2 separate regions of the Homo sapiens genome follow, and region 2 is linked to region 1. Evidence: read pairs that join two places in POLR2A ChIA-PET (ENCODE). Cell type or tissue: MCF 10A. All regions are shown on one strand. Each heading gives the region's core, and the rest is flanking DNA. Links, peaks and the distances in the headings are about the cores only. Region 1 overlaps SH3PXD2A (SH3 and PX domains 2A). Region 2 overlaps NEURL1 (neuralized E3 ubiquitin protein ligase 1).

Region 1 (2,898 bases), core at 104-2,603:
ATGGGGCGGTTAATGTGCCTGGCACATCACATTTGCCAAGTCAAACTCAGGCGTGTGGGGAATGTGGCTATAGGCTGAGGCACCAAGGGGGCTGTGTGGAACTTGGAGACCCTCAGCAATTTTTGTAGCCAGGCTAGTGACATGAAGCCCCCTAGCCTTCAAGGAGATTGGCAGACATATAGTTTATGCCAGTCGCAGTGGCCTATGCCTATAATCCCAGCACTTTGAGAGACTGAGGCGGGAGGATCACTTGAGCCCAGGAGTTCAAGACCAGCCTGGGCAACAAAGTGAGACCTCAGCTCTACAAAACATAAAAAAATTAGCCGGGTATGGTGGTGTGTGCCTTTGGTCCCAGCTACATGGGAGGCTGAGGTGGGAGGATTGCTTGAATCCAGGAGGTCAAGGCTGCAGTAAGCCATGATTGCACCACTGCATTCCAGCCTGGGCAACAAAGACCCTGTCTCAAAAAAAACAAAAGTATACTAGGAATTCCCTTTGGGCTGGGGGTGGTCTGAGAAGGCTTCCTGTAGGAGGTGACTAGTCCATTTCTGGCTAGTGGATCCTTTTCACTCCTAGCTAAAAGCACATCATAGGCCGGGCGCGGTGGCTCACGCCTGTAATCCCAGCACTTTGGGAGGCCGAGGCGGGTGGATCATGAGGTCAGGAGATCGAGACCATCCTGGCTAACAAGGTGAAACCCCGTCTCTACTAAAAATACAAAAAATTAGCCGGGCGCGGTGGCGGGCGCCTGTAGTCCCAGCTACTCGGGAGGCTGAGGCAGGAGAATGGCGTGAACCCGGGAAGCGGAGCTTGCAGTGAGCTGAGATTGCGCCACTGCAGTCCGCAGTCCGGCCTGGGCGACAGAGCGAGACTCCGTCTCAAAAAAAAAAAAAAAAAAAAAAAAGCACATCATATTTTAAGTGTCTTATCCCCCCCCGCCCCCCCCCCCGCCAATAATGGTGATGGGAAGAGTTGAAGTGCAGAGGTTTAAGCAGCATCCAGTGCCACTCAGCTAGGAAGCTAAAAGGGCACCCAGCCTGTCTGCCTTCCTGCCTGGTGCCTGCTTAGCAAATGTCGTGCTGGTCCAGTGGCTGAGGAGGACAGAGAAGCTGCTTGCTCCTGGGAGTCCACCTGCCCTCCCTCTGCTGCACCCAGCTTTTGACCCCTCAAGCCCCTCAAACTGCCGGGGCCTGACCACAAGCCCCGGCACTGAAAGGCAGAGAGAAACTGAGTCAGTCTCTGCAGCCAGAGGGCCCTCTCTGGAAGCAGGGCTGGGGGCAGGCCTGAGGCTGGTCCGACTGTACCCGGCCTGGGCTCGGTGGCAGCGCCTGGGTGAGCCCGAGGGGCAGGAACGGAGCGAACTTGAGGAAAAGTTGGCGGGGGGCGGGCTGGGCTCGCCAGCCGCTGGCGCGGGGACTTTCTTCTTGGGTTTCAAGTAAACAGTCTAGGCCTCCTCCCCCTCCCCTGCCTCCACCCCCGGCTCCTCATTCGACGGGTCTCATGTGTTTCTATTTAAGGGTTGCGAGTAAACCCCAGTGATTGGCGGCCTCAAACCCTCTTGACTCCTCGCCTGGGCCTGGGCCGTGGAGAAGCTCTCTCCCGCTCTCTCCTCTCCCTCTCCCGCCCGAGGGAGCAGGGCTGCCTTTTCTCTCGGGTTTGCAGGGGTTGGGGGCAGAGGCTGGAGCCTCCTGCTTGCCTTTCCTTTGCCTCTGGCCTCAGCCCTCATGGGCCGCCCACCCGCTGGCTCGCCGCCCTCCCCGATGCCCCTGCCGGCCCGAGAGGGAGGCCGGAGAGACCCCGTCGGCCCCAGGCCTCCCCGCAGGCTCCCTCATGCCGGGCTGTGACTAACTCATCGCAGCACAAGGCTTCTTTCTGAGCTTCCTTGGCCTCCGCCTCCGCTCTGCCTCTCTCTTTCCTCCTCCTCCTGCCCGTCCCCTCCCCGGCCCCCTGGCTCCCCATGTCCCCCGGACCCCGCGGTGCAGCGGGCCGGTCTGGGGCCTTGCTATATGGCCTGTCCTTGGCGCCCTGTGAGCTGCGAGCCCCGGCTGCGGGCTGCCCCTGGGAGCGGCGCTGGCGACAGAGCAGCCACCCCCGAGGAGGCCGATGGACAGGGGGCGCCCTGGCCGCGGGGCCATGGCTGGCCGCTGGCTCACCGCGTGCTTTCTGCCCTCGCCAGGTGCCGACGCCACCGCCGAGCCCATGATCCTGGAACAGTACGTGGTGGTGTCCAACTATAAGAAGCAGGAGAACTCGGAGCTGAGCCTCCAGGCCGGGGAGGTGGTGGATGTCATCGAGAAGAACGAGAGCGGTGAGTGCCCTGGCCAATGGCCGTCCACTGGGGTTCCGGTCTGGCCCCCGGGCCGAGCTGGTTTTTGTTCCTCCCTCCTCCCCCACCGCTGCAGCTATACGTTATTTCCATCTGGCAGAGAGAGGGCCGAGGCGGCTGAAGTTTCCCCCTGTTGGTTTGGGCTGCAGGCCAGCAGTTTGCCTGGTGGTGGAAGAATGTCTCCTTGCTCGGGGTAATTAACCAGCCTGTGTTAATTGCACGTTTCAGGCACAGCGCGGGAATAAATGGCCAGCCCTGCTGGGGTCCCCGTGCCCTCGGAGGCCCGTGGGGCAGGGTGCTCTCAGCTCAGGGATGCCCAGCAACAACCACGTTCTGAGCCAGGGTCCAGGGTCCAGGCAGGACAGCCCAGCCAGCTGGTGGGGAAGGCAGGCCCTGCTGTCACCATGGGGTCCAGGGTCCCCGGGTCGCTGGCAAGTTTGTGGAAGGGCCAGGCCTGCGGGCGTTGGTTGGGGTCTGGTTGGGGATCTGACTGCCCCCTGCCGAGCTGGAGGCCCCAGGACCTGGAAAGCAAGCGCAGTGAGGGGGATGCAGCCAGGCCTGGGCCAGGCAAG
Region 2 (2,898 bases), core at 101-2,600, 160 kb after region 1:
CCTCGCCTGTCAACGTTCTCCCTTTTCCGTCCTTACCCCAACCGCTGGAGCAGCCAGGATGGCATTCTAGGGCAACAAGGCTAAAGAAGGCCATCTGGGTAAGCCAGCAGACATACTTCCCTCTTCTGTCCCCCCATCCCAAGAAGGGCCCTCTCTCCTCCTCCTCCTCCCCTGTCCCCACACAGTCTGTGATCAGCAATGTACTTCCACGGACAGAATGAGTGAGAAGCGGGTGGGACACCTCTGAGAGGCAAGGAAGCAGCTACTTAATGATTTTCTGCTGAAAGTTCCTTGGCCAGGAGGGCTGGGGTGACTCTGGCCAGGGCTCAGCCCTGCTGTACCCGGCAGCAGCTCTGAGCCAGTCCTGAGCTCCTTCTCCTAAGAACACCCTTCATGTGGCCTCCATACCCAGCTCAACTGGGGTAGTACTGCCCCGTCTAGGGTGCTTTTTAAGATACAGAAGAGCTGGCTGGCTGGACATGGTGGCTCATGCCTGTAAACCCAACACGTTAGGAGGCTAAGGTGGGAGGATCACTTGAGGCCAGGAGTTTGAGACCAGCCTGGGCAACATAGTGACATCCTGTCTCTACAAAAATTAAAAAATTAGCCAGGGCTGAGAGCAATGGCTGAAGCCTGTAATACCAACATTTTGGGAGGCCAAGGTGGACAGATCACCTGAGGTCAGGAGTTCAAGACCAGCCTGGCCAACATGGCAAAACCTTGTTTCTACTAAAAAATACAAAAATTAGCCAGGTGTGGTGGTAGGTGCCTGTAATCCCAGCTATTCGGGAGGCTGAGGCAGAGAGAATTGCTTGAACCCAGACATGGAGGTTGCAGTGAGCTGAGATCGCACCAGTGCACTCCAACCTGGGCAGCAGAGCAAGACTCCGTCTACCAAAAAAAAAAAAAAAAAAATTAGCTGGGCTTGGTATTGTGTGCCTGTAGACCCAGCTACTCAGGAGGCTGAGGTGGGAGGATTGCTTGAGCCCAGAAGGTTGAGGCTGCAGCAAGCCAAGGTCACAACCACCACACTCCAGAGCCTGGATAACAAGGCAAGACTTTGTTTCTTTAAAAAAAAAAAAAAAAAGATACAGGAGAGCTATTATTTTTTTAATGGCACATTGGCATTTGGAGCGGCCAGTGGCATTTAATCGGCAGAGGCCAAGGATGAGAAATGAACAGTTCTCGCCTAACGTGCTAGTAGCTTCCCATCTAGGAACTGAGGCCAACCCCTACTCATTTTCAGGTCACTTCCTAGAGAAACCTTCCCTGATCCCCAAGACCAAGTCAAGTTCCCCCCTTATAGCTCCCTAGTTTCTCCTTCAAAGCCTTTACCCAGAGATAATTGTTTGGGTAAGAAATTAAAGAAGTAGTGGAGAAGAACTGTTAAAGATAGCGGGGCCTCTGGCCTCCAGGAGGTGGAACGTAAACACCCACCCCTGTGGAGCGTAACCCCCCCACCGCTTAAGTGTGGGCTGCACACAGTGACTTCCTTCCAAAGAATGCAATAGAAAGGGAGGAAAGTGTAACTTTAACTGCACAATGGAGAGACCTGACAAGCACTCCCTCAGCCAGGCGCTCAAGGTCAACATCAACAGCAATGAGTCATGTTGACAGCATGTGCCGTTGATATGATGGGAAATGGCACTTTACCTCTGTGGTCTTTCACTCCAAAACCTAAAACCGCAATCTAATCATGAGAAGAACACCACAAAAATCCCAATAGAGAGACAGTCTACAAATACGTAACCAGTAATCCTCAAAACTGTCAAGGTCATCAAAAGCAAGGAAAGTGTGAGAAATTGTCACAACCAAGAGGAGGGAGACTAAGAAAACATGACAACAGGCCAGGCACAGTGGCTCCCGCCTGTAATCCCAGCACTCTGGGAGGCCGAGGAGGGCAGATCACAAGTTCAGGGGTTCAAGACCAGCCTGACCAACATGGTGAAACCCCAGCTCTCTAAAAATACAAAAATTAGCCGGGCGTGGTGGTGTGTGCCTGTAATCCCAGCTACTCAGGAGGCTGAGGCAGAAGAATACCTTGAACCTGGAAGGCAGATGTTGCAGTGAGCTGAGATGGCGCCACTGCACTCCAGCCTGGGCGACAGAGTGAAATTCTGTCTCCAAAAAGATAAATAAATAAATAAATAAATAAATAAATAAATAAATAAATAAAATACTAGCCAGGCATGATGGTGCACACCTGTAGTCTTAGCTACTCAGGAGGCTGTGGAGGGAGGATCCATTGAGCCCGGGGGGTGAGGCTGCAGTGAGCTGTGATCACGCCACTGCACTCCAACCTGGGCAGCAGAACAAGACCCTGTCTCAAAAAAAAAAAAAAAAAAAAGCCAGGGGGAGCACAGCATGAGCTCTAGCACATATATGTTAGCAATTGTGATCTCCAGATTCATTTTTATGCATTTGTCATTTTTGTTCCCATCTGCCTTCCCACTAAAGGGTAAGCTGGAAGTGGTGAGCACTCACCTATTGCATTTCTCACCGTATCGGCGTGCCCAGGAAGGTGTCTAGCCCACGGCTGATGGCCCTCAGCTGATGCTTAGTTTAACAATGAAATGAGCTCTCCCACCTACCTCTTACCGTCCCCATCAGTGCATCCCACAAACCCCAACTCTCATCCTCAGAGAACTTCAGTTCCCAAGCCCAGTGCCAGAGCCCCACCTCCCCTTGGAACTGTCACTAGAGCAGAGAAAAAGCCAAGGCCTCCCACCTGCCTCCCAGTGACTCCTGCTTATTCCTCCTCCTCTTCTCTTAGCCCTTCTTTTTCTCTAAGTTCTGCCCTCTTACCCCCTACAAGTGTCAACACCTGCTCATTTCCCAAAGCCATCCGGGGGATGACTCCTGATAAGCATCTTTTAATAAACTCTGGAGCTGGATCTG

What was found. Peaks named below come from ENCODE experiments on the same cell type or tissue, not always from the same donor. Only the 100,000 strongest peaks of a DNase experiment are listed, where the experiment ranks them.
Region 2: POLR2A ChIA-PET joins it to region 1 with 5 read pairs; 3 of 35 experiments call an interaction of 5 or more read pairs at or near these places.

The regions. Positions count from the first base shown.
Region 1 is chr10:103,660,393-103,663,290 of GRCh38, reverse strand. It overlaps SH3PXD2A (SH3 and PX domains 2A), which reads left to right. Exons shown (of 15, transcript NM_001394015.1): 8 at 2,177-2,308. LOC124902495 (a long non-coding RNA gene) reads right to left here. Exons shown (of 2, transcript XR_007062276.1): 1 at 2,154-2,898. Among named protein-coding and RNA genes, the nearest start is that of SH3PXD2A-AS1, 85 kb to the left of the region's middle. In MCF 10A, for the core only: no CTCF peak of the experiment used is centred there; a DNase peak (open chromatin) is centred at 1,510.
Region 2 is chr10:103,503,238-103,506,135 of GRCh38, reverse strand. The region is part of intron 1 of NEURL1 (neuralized E3 ubiquitin protein ligase 1); the gene reads right to left. All of the region lies in intron 2 of NEURL1-AS1 (NEURL1 antisense RNA 1), which reads left to right. Among named protein-coding and RNA genes, the nearest start is that of NEURL1, 11 kb to the right of the region's middle. RefSeq lists an enhancer at 1,350-1,644. In MCF 10A, for the core only: no CTCF peak of the experiment used is centred there; a DNase peak (open chromatin) is centred at 1,595.